Regions from separate parts of the Mus musculus genome. Here region 1 is linked to region 2. Evidence: chromatin contacts called from ENCODE Hi-C or POLR2A ChIA-PET data. All regions are on one chromosome and are shown on one strand. The core of a region is the stretch at or near the end of the contact, and the rest is flanking DNA. Distances in the headings are between cores, read along the strand shown.

What was found. A loop is a pair of places that touch in the nucleus more often than their neighbours do. ChIA-PET counts read pairs that join two places held with the same protein, here RNA polymerase II (POLR2A).
Region 1: a map of T-helper 2 cell shows a loop between it and region 2 (2.8-fold over the local background). The contact joins the promoter of Fmnl3 here to the promoter of Prpf40b in region 2. A Hi-C loop is called at or near these places in 1 of 37 maps with a recorded cell type or tissue (T-helper 2 cell). POLR2A ChIA-PET finds 5 or more read pairs at or near these places in 2 of 5 experiments (Patski and embryonic stem cell).

What each region holds. Positions count from the first base shown.
Region 1 is chr15:99,365,751-99,373,062 of GRCm38, forward strand. Fmnl3 (formin-like 3) reads right to left here and starts at 4,732. Exons shown (of 27, transcript NM_011711.2): 1 at 4,427-4,732. The coding sequence starts at 4,552. Gm22951 (a small nuclear RNA gene) reads right to left here and starts at 2,385; the gene lies at 2,279-2,385.
Region 2 is chr15:99,292,873-99,300,201 of GRCm38, forward strand. Prpf40b (pre-mRNA processing factor 40B) reads left to right here and starts at 2,366. Exons shown (of 26, transcript NM_001370635.1): 1 at 2,366-2,556. It also overlaps a transcript of Fam186b not described here.

The sequences.
Region 1 (7,312 bases), core at 3,482-5,981, 75 kb after region 2:
TTGTCTCTGTCTCAGAATATGAATGGATGGAGGGAGGGATGGAGGGATGAGTGGATGGATGGATGGATGGATGGATGAAGAAAAGAAGGGCCAGGGATGCAGGTAATGGGGAGAGCACTTGTCTAGAATGAAGGAGGTTTTGAGTTAGATCTCAAGCACTGTGAAAAAGGAAGAGAAATAAACGGGAGGAAAAATGAGATACTAAGTTACTATAGAGGACAGGAAGTCATTGATACAACTAAGAGAAGGTATAGATAGGTCTTGGGGATCAAGATAGCTCACTGAGGTATGGTGCTTGCTCCAGAGTAAGATGACCTGAGTTCAATTCCAGAAGTGGAATGAGAAAACGAACTCCTGAAAATTACTCTCTGATCTCCACACATATATACCACAGCACAACACACACACAAATGATTTTTAAAAATGGATAGGTCTCAATGGCCTTGAAAAAACATTTAACTTTTGGCCCAATAATGCCACTTGTGGAATTTATCTAAGACAATAATCAGAGATGAAAACAATTATTTGTGCATAAGAAATTCATCACAAGACAAAATAGAGATAAAAGAAAAAGTACAAGATAACATAGTAACCAAATACTCTACTGTGGAGTGCTATGTAGCCATAAAGTCATGACACCAAGAATGTTTTAAAAATTAGAAAATACTTAAAATTGTACAGAAAAACTCAGCTGGGAGTGGTAGTCCACAGCCTTTAACTGAAGCACACAGAAGGCAAAAAACAGGCATATCTCTACAGACCAAGTTCCAGGATAGCCAGGGCTACACAGAGAAACCCTGTCTCTAAAAACAAAGCAAACAAAAAAAGGGGTGGGGGGCTGGAGATGGCTCAGCAGCATAAGAACTTTGGCTATTCTTCTAGAGCACCCAGTTTCAATTCCAACCATCCCACCCACAAAACAGCTTACAACTGTCTGTGTAACAGTTCCAGGGAAACTCACACAGACATACATGCAGACAAAAACCATTAATACTTGTGAAAGAAGAAAAACTCAATTTATGACATAGTCTGAAGGGTATTATATTAATTGTTAAAATATATTTAAGTGTGTCAAAATCTTACTAGGAAAAAAAATTACTAGTCTATAGTACAGATGATTTTCTTCTATCTTTCAGTAGTTTCCAAATGTGCTTGATATATATATATATGTGTGTGTGTGTGTGTGTGTGTATACATACATACATACGTATATATACATGTGTATGTGTATATATATACATATATACATATATACATATATACATATATATATACACACATATATATATATATTAATTTATAATCAAGAGGAAAATCCTCTTTCCTCACTTGGAGGACACTTTTTTTTGGGGGGTGGGGTTGGATGAAGATTTGGTTTGGGGCTGGAGAGACGGCTCAGCAGTTAAGGGCACTGACTGCTCTTCCAGAGGTTCTGAGTTCAATTCCCAGCAACCACATTGTGGCTCACAACCATCTGTAATGGGATCTGATGCCCTCTTTTGGTGTGTCTGAAGTCACCTACAGTGCACTCATATAGATAAAATAAATAAATAAATCTTTAAAAAACAAACAAACAAATAAAAAAGAAGATTTGGTTTTGAGACAGTGTCTCGCTATGTAACTGAGGCAAGCCTTAAGTTTGTAATTCTATTGCCTTAGCTTCACAAGCGATTACAGGAATGTGCTACCATACCACATTATTGTTTTTAAAAGATAAACTTGGAAATATGTATTTAAGACCTTAAAAAAAATGTATAGAGCTGGCAAGGTGGCTCAGCAGGTAGAAGCTCCTGTGGGGCAGGCCTGACAACCCCAGCTGAAGTCCAGAACATGTGGTGGAAGGAGAGAACTGACTCTCTGATCTCTACACTCAAGCCATACATACAGGTGCCTGCCTGTAGTCACAGACATGGTAATAATAACTTCTTTGAAAATAAGAAACAATGTATAACCTATAATTGATCAGGTTCAATGTAAAGTTTCTATCCTAAGAAAATTATACAGCAAAAGGCTATTCACCACCACAGCTTTTTTTTTTAATTAGATATTCTCTTTTTTGTTTGTTTGTTTGTTTGTTTTTGTTTTTGTTTTTCGAGACAGGGTTTCTCTGTGTAGCCCTGGCTGTCCTGGAACTCACTCTGTAGAGCAGGCTGGCCTCGAACTCAGAAATCTGCCTGCCTCTGCCTCCCAAGTGCTGGGATTAAAAGCGTGTGCCACCACACCTGGCTAGATATTTTCTTTATTTACATTTCAAATGCTATCCCGAAAGTTCCCTATAAAAATTATGGAACGCTTCACGAATTTGCGTGTCATCCTTGCACAGAAGCCATGCTAATCTTCTCTGTATCGTTCCAATTTTAGTATATGTGCTGCTGAAGGGAGCACTCACCACAGCTTTGTTCATGGCTGCAGTGATAATTCCTGGTAGGACTGTGAGAACTGAAGTGTGTAACCTACATCAGCACTGGATAGGTGCTCTCTGTAAGCTACAAGCTGCTCCTTTGTTGCCTCTTCTGTTCCCACTTTGTCAGCTCCAATGTAACCGATTGCTTTAGGGAAAAGCCAGGGGGTACAGAGCGAGATTCTGGTCTCTGGTTTAGGATATGGACTTTCAACTTTCCCTCAGCCTCTGTTCAGGTGGTTGTCACTAAGTTACTACTGAATCCCTCCAGCTCCACTCTCCTACAATGTTGGTAATGACAGCGCTTCCCACCCGGGACTGTGCTACAGATTTCATGAGCGTCGAAATCAAAGATTTGGCAGAGTCTGCTGCGCACTGTATGCTCAGTAAATGTTAACTGAAGTTTATCTCAACAGTGACTCAGATCTGAGATCACCTGTATTCCCCAAAAGGAGTTTGAGGTGCAGAAATCTGAGGAAGGCAATTATCCTATGCTATACACCTGGTCACAGGATATGCCTGCTCCTGTCAGATGAAGGTTTTCCAAACCCCACTGTATTTACAGAGCCCCACCCCCTACACTCCTCCGGAAAACACTCTGACTGGGAAAGTTGTATCACCGCTGAGTCAAGACCACAGACTCCTGGCTTTCTGGTACAGACACATGATCTGATCCACAAAGACCTAGGCAGAGCTTGGAGAGCTTGAGGTGATTTACACAGAACATTGATTCCAGGAGTCCTAACCCAGCCCTGTGCCTTAAACCAGGGACTCTATGGAGGTGGTGCAGATACATCACAGGTGTGCAAGCATACTGATTTTTTTTTTTTCCTCCTTCTTCCTTGGGGCAGCTGAAGGTCATAATTGATCCCCTCCGGGTGTGCCCTGATATTAAGCGCCTGCCAGGGGCCATCCTTTCTTGCTTCCCCTGACACACCTCTGTGGAACATCCTGGACTCTCTCTGAGTCCAAGTTGGTGCCATTGAGATGATGATGTGAGGCTCCCCACATTGCAGAGGCCAGGATCTCTAGACAGCTCCACTGCTGCCAACAGATCTAATCTCCCTCTTCCAAGGCAGATGAAATCCAATAAGGCTGCTAAGTCTACAACTTATCCCTCCTCACGGGCAAAGTCAGTCCTTCAGACCGTACCAACAATACACCAGAATTATTACTATCTCCTAATAGCTCTTTGGGGGAAGAAGTGAAAGCTATTTCCCCAAGTTTTTCAGATTTATCTGTTAGCGTTATGTTCATTTTTTTTTTAAAGCTTCATGTTGAACATGGTCCAGCTTCCTCTCAGTGATACCTGCTACTAACCTCTCTATTCAGAGTCACTCACATCAACGTCCAAGCCCCAGGGCAAAGGAGAATCAGTTCGTCTTTAGAAACCATCCCTTTTGAAACCACAGAAGGACTACAAAGAACCACAAGCAACGGTACACGAACCAGTCACCAAAGTTTAACATGAAACGAGGGAGGATAAAAAACCAGGCGGGATGGTTTGTGTATTGTTTCAATTGGGGGGAAAAAACTGTCTAGTCAAATGGCTTATCCACATGTTCAGCCTAGGCAAATCCACTATAACTTAGCAGGATGCCTGCAGGCGGTCCTGAAATAAGTAGAATGGCATCGCTTCTTATCCCACCCCCCACCCCCATGGGCAGCCAGCCCCTTCTCCAATCCCCCCTTTTCCTCCCCGAAACATCTGGTCTGAACGCGAGACCCGCTCTCATGAAGGAGGAAAAATGCCTGATTTTGGCTGGGGACCCAACAGCTTCCGAAACCGTCCCACCAGCGAGGTCCCGGGAATGGAATTCCGGCAGCGGACCGGGAAGTCTGAGGGAAGTGGGGAGGGAGGAGTCTGGACCTCGGGCAGGTCCCGGGCTTGGGGACCCCTCCTCCCCGACCCCCGACGGGCCGCTCCGAGCTGCCGGCCGGGCCAGGCGTTGACGGGGCTGCGGGGGTGGGCGGGACCCGGCGGGGGCTGTGGGGGCGGCGGGAAGGCAGCAGCGCCGGTCTCACCAGCACTAGGGCGAATCTCTCTTCCAGCTCGCACGGCTCGGGCATCGGCGTCTTGCCGGGCGGCAGCAGCAGCGGGACGGAGGGCGGCTCGCCCGGGCCACCGTCGGTGCTCTCCAGGTTGCCCATCGCGGCGGGGCCTCCTCCGGGCCTCAGCCCTCCACCTCCTCGCCAGGGCCCTCAGCCGCTCCGACCTGGCTCCTCCCTCAGCGCCCGCTCCCCAGGCCCGATTCCTCCGCCCCTCAGGGGGCGCCTCGCAGTCCGGCGGGCGGCGGCGAAGCGCTCGACGCGCTGAAGCGCGCCTTATTCATGCAGGCCACGCCCACCGCCCACCGCCCCGCCCGCGCCTAACTGACAGCCGCGCCTCCCAATCACAGAGCCTCCCGCCCTCGGCGGCCTCGCGCCTGGCTGCGAGCGCGCCCTGGTGGCCCTTGGTGGGCATCCAATCGCTGTGTTTGTTGGAGGATGTAGCCACAGAGCGCGGACTGCAAAGTTAACTGGGAACACTAGGGAGACCACCATCTGTGACTCAGGTCTGTTCATTCCAGCACTGGAGAGGCTGCGGCTGAAGGACTGCTTGATTGGAGACCAGCCTGAGCTACATAGCAAGACTGTCTCAGAAAAAAAGCAACTTATCGTGAGAGCCATGTATATAACCCCGGAGAAGTCACACCACCACCTTCTGAGCTTTTGTCGACTGGAGGGAGAAATTTGCGCTTGAAAGAATGATTGAAATTAGCCGGGCGTGGTGGCGCACGCCTTTAATCCCAGCACTTGGGAGGCAGAGGCAGGTGGATTTCTGAGTTCGAGGCCAGCCTGGTCTACAAAGTGAGTTCCAGGACAGCCAGGACTATACAGAGAAACCCTGTCTCGAAAAACCAAAAAAAAAAAAAAAAAAAAAAAAGAATGATTGAAATTATTCCTGTGAGGGCTGGAGATGGCTCTGCTGTTAAGAGCAATGGCTGTCCCTCTGGAGGACCTGAGTTCCATTCCAAGCAACTACAGAGCTGCTCACAACTGTCTGTAACTCCCATTTCCAAAGGATCCGCGACACCTTCACACGTGTGATACGTAGGAAAAACACCTAGAAAATGCACGTTTTTAAAAAGGTGATTGCTGTGACCTAATGTCCATTTCGGCCTGGCTCACAGAGGATTTTATTATCCAAGGATGGTATCTCTTTTTCTGGAGCCTTACACAGACTTCTCCAGGTCTCAAGTTCCTGTACAATGCAAACAGTAAACCATACAAACAGCATATCAGAGAACAGAGGTTAGACTGTGGAAGTAAATGCCTTGGATTTGGTAGAAAGCGATCTGTTAGGTCCTTCCGCTGCTCACAGCCCTCCAGCTCTGATGGAACCGAAGACTGCTGGCTCACCACTAGACTCTGCTGCACGCCACACTGTGGCAATGCCTGCTTTCTGGAGAGGTCATGCATGCCCTTCCCTGGACTTGGCTTTAGGAAGGATGGGATTCCATCCAAAAGAGACTCGGGAGGGAGATATATTTGACACAGACATCCAGGGAGGGGAAAGGCTTCTTCCTGACAGACAGAGACAGGTGAAAGAGGCATTTAGAATAAGACCTTATCAACTGGTATGAAAATAGGAGAACAACTCTGCTCTGGCTTGTCATTACTAACAAGGTGATGGGCTTCTGTCATTTCTGTCAGCCTTTATCCCTCTTCTTCTGGTGATAGAGAAGTTCTCTTTTAGAGAACCACTAGATTCTGTTTTTGGCTGAAGTGCAGCTGGACTTTGCTCCTATCAAGGAGCAGGACTTGGCCCAAGACTGCCCAATGTTAGAGACTGTAGGACTAGTCAAGGCTGTAAAGGAAGAGTCAGGAAAGAGGCTCTCTGTTCCTGGAGCTTGAGAATTGTTAACCCATAAACCTACAGCTATTCTTGCTTACCTTGCCATCACGTCAAGCCCAACCTGCCTGAGAATGAAGCTAGTACATGGAGAACAGCTGCGAGGGTAACACAGACTCCAGATGACTGGAAACCAGATCCAACCGCTCAAGTTGTCACCCAAATGTTTTAGTCATTCATTCAACAAACGCTTTTTTGAAAAGATTATTATATGTCAGATGCTTTTCTGAGCATTGAAGATACATATGTGAGCAAAAAGAGCACACTTGTTTATCATGAATACTCAAGTAACATGGAGCATAAATAGAAATTTGACGGGAAGCGTGCCTTCTTCATCCCTGTGTGGTACCTCTTCTAATATTGACAAATCAGCCAAACATATAGCTTCCTCTTTTCCTTCTCCACGATCCTAAACATATACTTGCCCAACTTTAAAAATAAACTGTGGTGGTGCACGCCTTTAATCCCAGTACTTGGGAGGCAGAGGCAGGTGGATTTCTGAGTTCGAGGCCAGCCTGGTCTACAGAGTGAGTTCCAGGACAGCCAGGACTATACAGAGAAACCATGTCTCAAAAAACCAAAATAAAGAAAGAAAGAAAAATAAAGAAACTTTGTCTTTATGTGCTCGTGTCTGTTAGATCCCATGGAACTGGAGTTACAGGCGGTTGTGAGCCAGGTCCTCTGAACAGCAGAGCCTCTTAACTGCTGAGCCACCTCTCCAGCCCCTTTCCTGATTCCCTCAACAGAGACTTCCAGAGCAGAGACATGATGATAAAACTGTAGACTCATACTGAACAAAAATCGATAACTCAAGAAGGGAAAGAAATCACTCTTCGCTTATCATGGGTGCTCAAGGACCATGCGAGGGAACTGGTCGGGTGCCCAGAAGCCAGCCTCCATCCCTGTGTGGTCTCTTAGTCACCAGCATTTTGCTGTTGGTTGCTCATGCTTAACCTCCCGACTTCCATGCTCTAAGGATCTTCTGGAGCTCACCAGGAGATCACGATCATGTTCAC
Region 2 (7,329 bases), core at 1,116-3,615:
AATTCCAAGTCAATCTGGGCTACACAGCTAAACCCTACCTCAAAAAACCAAAGCCCCTAAACCACACAGTAACAACAACAAAACCGTGCTTTTGTGCTCTCTCTCTCCCCCCCCCCACTCCCCACTCCCCCCGCCCCGCCCCCCGCCCCCGCCTGTGTGTGTGTGTGTGTGTGTGTGTGCATGTGCCAATAGCCCAAGTTTTAAGTAGATCCACTCAGGTAAAACCAGATGCTTAACTATGCTGTGCAGAAAAAACATCAGGATGAATGAGAGTGAAGTAAAAATTGAGTTTATTAAGATAAAAAAGAGGGCTCAGAAGTTAAAGGTGATTGCTGCCAGGTCTCTCAAGAGCTTGCCTCCTTTATCTTCTCCCTGGAGACAGCCATTTTTGATCTCCTGGACCAGAAAGCATAGTCAAAGGAGAGAACTGGTATTTCACATACTTGTAACAACACAGGTCACACACACACACACACACACACACACACACACACACACACAAAGTGCCCCCCCCCCCCCCCCCAGACAGGGTTTCTCTGTGTAGCCCTGGCTGTCCTGGAACTCACTCTGTAGACCAAGCTGGCCTCGAACTCAGAAATCCACCTGCCTCTTCCTCCCAAGTGCTGGGATTAAAAGCGTGTGCCACCCCTGCCCGGCTCACAAAGTGCTTTTTAAAGGAGAGGCTGGAGAGATGACTCAGTGGGTAAAGACAATTGCCATCAGTCCTGATAACCTGATTAAATCCCCAGGACCCAAATTGTGGAAAGAGAGAAGTGACCCCAGAAAGTTGTCCTCTGGTTCCCACATGGGTGCAGTGAGCACACATGTGTCCCCCTCCGCCCCCCGATAAATAAATAAAATAAAAGCAAGAAAACATAAGGGAAAGAAGAGACTTTAGATTTTTTTTTAAGCTCGGTTTTGGTTTTATTTTGTTTTTGTTGTTTTGTTTTGTTTTGTTTTGTTTTGATACAGGGCTTCTTTGGGCTACACATTTCCCTGTGTATTCCTGGCTGTCCTCGAACTTGCTGTATAGACCAAGTTGGCCTCGAACTCAGAGATTTGCCTGCTTCTGCTTTCCAAATGCTCGATTAAAGGGGTACACCCACTACCACCTGACATACATTAGATTTAAAGTGCATCATGGATTTGTTATTTGAGATCACTTCAAGAAAGACAAATTAGATCTCAGGGGAAAGGGTTTCTTCCCCTCATGTCCGGCTTTTCATGACGTCCTGGGACATCATTTTAAAGATCAGGTCTCTCACTAGTCAGAAAACACAATGTAGGCTAGTTCGGCTAGCCGCTGAGCCCCAGGGATCTGTCTGCCTCTACAACTCAGTGCTGGCTTGAAGAATGAATATAAGAACTTTTAATACAACTATTGATAAAGCCAAATTGTCTATAGACATAAAGAGGTGTTTTCCTGAGTCAGGTTCAGAAACCTACAGAAGGAAACAGGCAACGTCTTGGTCTTTACCCCGGCTTTGGAGGGGTAAAGAGGTGCAATGCCTCCAACCAGGGCCAGCTGTACTAGCCCAAGAACTTGAGCATGCATGCCCATTAAGTAGCTTCGAGTTCCCTTATCTACATAACTGAACGTTTATCTCTCACTGTAGATGTTACAGAGGCAGATTCTGAAAGTAACCCAGCGCTAAGCGAGAGGCACGTACGCACTCATTTAGGGGATTTGTCGGCTTTGCCCGACACATACGGCTGCTGGCACAGGAGTTTAATTAATAGTTCTTGAATTAAGAAATTAAAACTAAAGCCGGGCGTGGTAGCGCACGCCTTTAATCCCAGCACTCGGGAGGCAGAGGCAGGCGGATTTCTGAGTTCGAGGCCAGCCTGGTGAGTTCCAGGACAGCCAGGGCTACACAGAGAAACCATGTCTCGAAAAAAACCAACAACAACAAAAAATTAAAACTAAAGAAAATACGCAGGGAAAAGAGCCGCTCTGTGAACCGCTGTAGTGCCCTCTGCGCGGGAGAAATTAATGGCTCGGTCCGGTCTGGGTGGTGGCCGCGGAGTCGCGGGCAAGAAGGGGGCTGTGAGCCGGGAGAGCCACGCCGCCCTGCGCAGCCAGCGCGCGGTCAGTCCCAGGCCCGCCCAGGCGCGCTCCGCCCCCGGGGGTGGGCCCAGGCGCGCCCCGCCCCAGGGGGCGGTCCCAGGATTCTGCGCACGTGGGGGCGGGGCCTGGCGCTCCGGGCCGGGGGCGGAGCCGGGCCGGGCACACCGGGCCGGTTGGGGGCTCCGCTCCTCGGCGAGAGCAACCGGAGCCCCGGCCACGAAGGGGTGCGACCCCCCCACTGGCCCCGCCCTCCCGGCCGAAGCCCGGCCAATCAGAGCTGTTTTTACTGGCGAGTGGGCCGAGCCGGCCCAGCTGCTCTGAGGCTCTGGCATGGTAACGTCCCCGCGCGGGGGTGGAGAGGCCCGGGGCTGTCTCACAGCGCCCCCTGCGGCCCGGGCTCGAGCCGGGGAGGCGGGAGGGCCGCCGGGGCACCCGGGACCCTGAGGGAGGGCGAGGGGACCGAGGGGTGAGGAAAAGAAGCCCTGTAGGTAGGTGGGGGCGGGGAGTGAGGGTAGAAGGGGCGGGGAGGCCATTATGGTGCATGGCGGGGGGCGGGGGGGCGGGTGCGACCGGGGGCTGAGGGGACGGAGAGCCTAGGCGCTGTGTGAGGAGGAGGAAGGGATGAAGTGAACGGTGGGTCTGTGGAGAAAGGTCGGGGGCGAAGGGAGGGCAGGCGATGGAAACCAGTTGCCAATCCTAGGCTATTTGGCGTGGCCCGTGCCCCTCCCCCAGACCCAGGCTTGTGCCTTTTGGAAGCCCCAGGTGCCCCTTTGGACCTTAGGGGACACCCTTCCTTACCCATCCGTTCTCAAAACCTGTCTCCCGAGGTTAGGAGGGACTTCTGAGGAAAGAGATGCTCCTGGTTTCCACCTCAGAACCGGAGTAGTCCAAGAAACGGAGGAGCAGAGGCCCCTGGGTCCCAACCCTGGCTCTGCCTTCAGACAGACTGTGGTAACTCTGTGTGACCTTGGGCAAGTCACTACCTTTCTCTGGGCCTTGAATTTCCCATTGACTTTTAAAAAGGAAAATGGGCAGTATGATAAACGGACTCTCCATCCGTTGCAGAAGGGGGCGGGATTTGAGGAGGGAATTCAGGCGAAGGGGTTCTAGGATGCGTCAAGCAGGAGGATGTTGGAGTGGAGACCTTCAGCTTGACTGGGGAAAATTTCTCGGGATTTACGGATAAGAGATTTAAAGCTTGCAAGGCTGGGTCCTGGCAGGCCTGGGCCTTGGGAATCCCGTTGGAGAAATGGGAGAACTCTATAAATAGAGGAAGTTGAACCCTGGAAGTTCAAAAACGATGAGAACCAGAAGTAACAACATTCTGTTTCTTCGGGAGAGTGAAGAGGTGATGGAGGATCAGAAGCAAAATGTTGTATTCTAGAAAGATCTCTAGGCTCTTTGTGGGGAGCAGAAGAAATGCTAGGGCTTACACACCAGAGTAGAGGCTAGGAAGTAGGTGGGGGAGGGGCTGGACCTATTTGGGCTCTGCAGGTCAGTGGAGACAACAGGGTGCTAGAGCTCAGCTGTTCTTTGCAGCGCTCTGCATTGAACCTAGGGCCTTGTTAATGCCGGCAAGAACTGTAGTGCTGAACTACTCTGCCAACCCCGTTTCTTTTTGATGATGGCTGCCTCTCTTTGAGAAATATGCCTCTTAGCCTTCATTTTCTTACAGTTCCTTTGGTGAATAAGTCAGTCCAGGCCTACCTAGGATCACCTGGTTGTCTCAGAATCTCAGGATTGGGATTAAAAAAAATGAGGCTAAGAAATGTCATCTGTGCCATCCTTCTTTCTGGGAGGCAGCTTTATGGGGTCGGACTGCTTGGATTCCAAACCTGCCTCCGCCGTTTAATCTCTGAGAACTGTAGCCACGAAGTAACCTGTTAGAACCCCAGCTTCTCCATGAAATGGGGATACTTTCTCAGAAGGTTGTGAGGATTAAATGGACATGTGGTGTGACTCTGGCTCATAATATGCACCCAGCAAACATTACTGTTAGCCGTGATCTCTGTTCTCTTCCCTGTCTCTCTATTTTTGTCTTTTTCCCTGTTCTTCTGAGTGCTCAGTTCTGAGCTACCCCTTAGATCTGAAGGCTGAGAATTGATTACATCTTGTATCAGGATGCTTCCATTGGTCTCCCTGAATATATGATGACTAGATGGCCAATAGTCTCAGTATTGACTCTCCCCTGCCCTACAATGTGTGTTCTGTTCCGGGGAAGACTGACAAATCTGCTTGTCTTTAGCTTTCTTTCTACTGTCCTTTTGCACTGGTCACTTCAGAGTCCACTCAGAAGTGTTACCGTCCCAAAGTTGTATTGGTATTGCAGCAGGTGAGAGGAGCAGAAAAGAAAGGACAGCACAGGGGGAGGGAGGGAAGACTCTAAAAGGTCCATGGTCATTTCCATTCATCCCATCCCTCTGTCTTCCCTGGGTAACTGAGTAAAATGGGCCAGGGTTTGAATTCTGTCCAGAAGTCTCCATACAGTTAGCTTTCTATCATGTAACTTTTCCCATATGAGTATTTGATACCTGCTGCCTTCCACCAAGGTAAAGGATCTCTATTTTACATGTTTCTATTACCGATTATACTCAAGAGAATTTACACAAACAAATGAGTGCAAACAGTATTTTAGGTAGTATCCAAAAATCCACCAAGGTTAGGGATGAGATGGTGTCATCAAAGCACTTCAGGTGGAGGGCCACCCTGTCTAGACAGTTGGGGAGTTTGAGAAAGAGAAAACCTAGGCTGTCGAGATGGCTTAGTGGCTTAAGTGCTTGCTGCAATGGCAGAAGGATTGGAGTTCAGATCCCCAGAACATACAAAATGCTCAGCTCCTTGTAATTCTAGCCTTTAGTGCAGAGACTGGATCACCAGAGTATGACAGCTAGTGAGACTGGCTTTATCAGTGAGCTCCGAGTTTGGTTGGGAGACCTGGCTCTCCCCAAGGAATAGGGTAAAAGATTGATGAAGGATAAAGGATAATTCCTAACATCAGCTTTGGGCCTCTGCATGCTCATGTGCCTCCCATGTCCTCAGACATTATGAAATGGGGAAAGAAAGAAAGCTCACTTCCAAAATGTAGCACACTGGATTGGAAAGGCAGGCACTCTCAGAAGCCCAGTAAACATTCACAGAGGTACAAGCGACTGCCAAGTGGTGTGCTTGGTCCTAAGAGGACAGAGTGTGTGGGTGTGCGGGTGTGGGTGCTCGGGTGTGCGGTAATGTGAAAGTAAAACAGAGTGAACTTTGGATCATCTTGAATAAAATGAGAGAAATCTAACAATTCCTGTACAGAAAGTTAACTAGGAAGCCCTGGCCTCAGGATGGGCCAGATGTGGAACTGCCTGTAGCGAAAGGCTTTGGATGGTAGATGAAGAGAAAAAAGTATTTATTTATTTATTATTATTATTATTTTTTTAGATAGTGTTTCCTCCGTGTAGTCCTGGCTCTCTTGTAACTCACTCTAGAATCTGTGGTCTTGAACTCAGAAATTCACCTGCTTCTGCCTCCCAAGTTCTGGGACTAAAGGTGTATGCCACCATGCCCAATTTACTAATTTATATATTTATTTTGAGATAGGGTCTCCCGCTGTAGCTTTGGCTGTCATGGAACTTGATTCAAGATAGCCTTGAATTTTCGGAGATCTATCTGCCTTTGCCTCCAAACTTAAAGGCATATGCCAAATTAAGAACACCTGACTCTAAGTCGAGGAATTTTATAGGGCAGGCAGTAGGCACCACTGTTTATTCTTAAGATGAGGTTTGAATCTTGATGATTTAGTCACTTTCAGGGAAGGTTGGTATGAAAACACTGCTTTCTGTGGCAGGCACTGTGCTTCTAGGGAGGACAGATGGGATTTAGTTGGCTCATCTGAAGCCAGCTGTGGGACTGACACACCATTTACAATTACTCTGTCTGACCTTTCTCACATGCTAAGAGAGGAGTGCCGATGTGTGAAGTGGCATTCCTTTAAGTCCAGCACTTGGAGATGGAGGCAAGAAGATCAGGAGTTCAGGACCAGTCAGTCCAAGCCACCCAAGCCACTGTCTCAACCAACCTTGGCACATGGCTATAATCCTAGCACTTGGGAGGCTGAGGGAAGAGGGTTGTTTGGTTGTAGGTTTGAGGCTAGAGTTAGAGTGGGGTATAGAGCGAGCGAGTCCTAGCCAGCCTTACTATAAAGTGATAACCTGTCTCATAGAAGGTTTCGGGAACATTTGGGGGATATTCAGAGTCTCCTCCAGCTCTAAATTGTGTTTTCTTTATAAGGAGGCCTTATCAGAGGCCACCGAGTTTGGCAGGACTTGCCAAAACCAAGTCAATGACCTGCCCCACTTTAATTTTTCTATAATGTCTATTACTCATTTGGATGACAGAGCATGTGCTACAGTGCATGTGTGGGGGGAAAACAGGGGAAAGTTGTGAATCAGTTCTGTTTCTGCTGTGTGGGTCCTAGGAGTCAAATGCAGGTCCTCAGATTTGAAGGCAAGTTCCTTAATCCACTCAGTAGCTCATTTACTGCTTCATTTGTGAGGCAGAGTCTCTGCAGCCCAGACTGACCTGGAACTTACTACACAGCCCACAGTGACCCAAGCTCCTCATACTCCTATCTCCATCTTCCCAGGGCTAGGATTGCAGTGTTGAGCCGCTGTGCTGAGTTACCTCTGCCCTTAAGACTTTACATTTTAGTGGAGTTGCTCTAAATTCGTTAAATCCAAGATGTAAGTGAGGATCCATGTTTTTGTTTGTTTTTCTAGAAATACTTTTTCTAAATAAATTATTTATTATATATACAATATTCTGTCTGCATTCCAGAAGAGGGCATCAGATTCCAGTATAGATGTTTGTGAGCTACCAAGTAGTTGCTGGGAATTGAGCTCAGGACCTCTGGAAGAAAAGCCAGTGCTCTTAACCTCTGAGCAATCTCTTCAGCCTGTGAATCCATGTTTAATAGAGTATATGTTTTAATGCCATGAGATGGTATGTTTGGAATTATACTAGTGACTGTAAACTTGTGATGGGTGACTCCTAGAAGGAAGGTGTGTGGTGTTGAACATATAAAGGAGACTCTGGCTAGTGCAGTGGGTTGCTGAAGGTTTTCATTGGAAATATTTGTTGGTTGTGAAGTGTGTATAGGACATAGGAGAGGTGCCTGATGCACAGTTGAATGCCTGAGCTGGGAGAAGTGAGTGTGGCTGGAGCACAGAGATGGGTATGGAAGAGACCGGCAAGGTCAGTGGCCTCAGAGACCTGGGTAG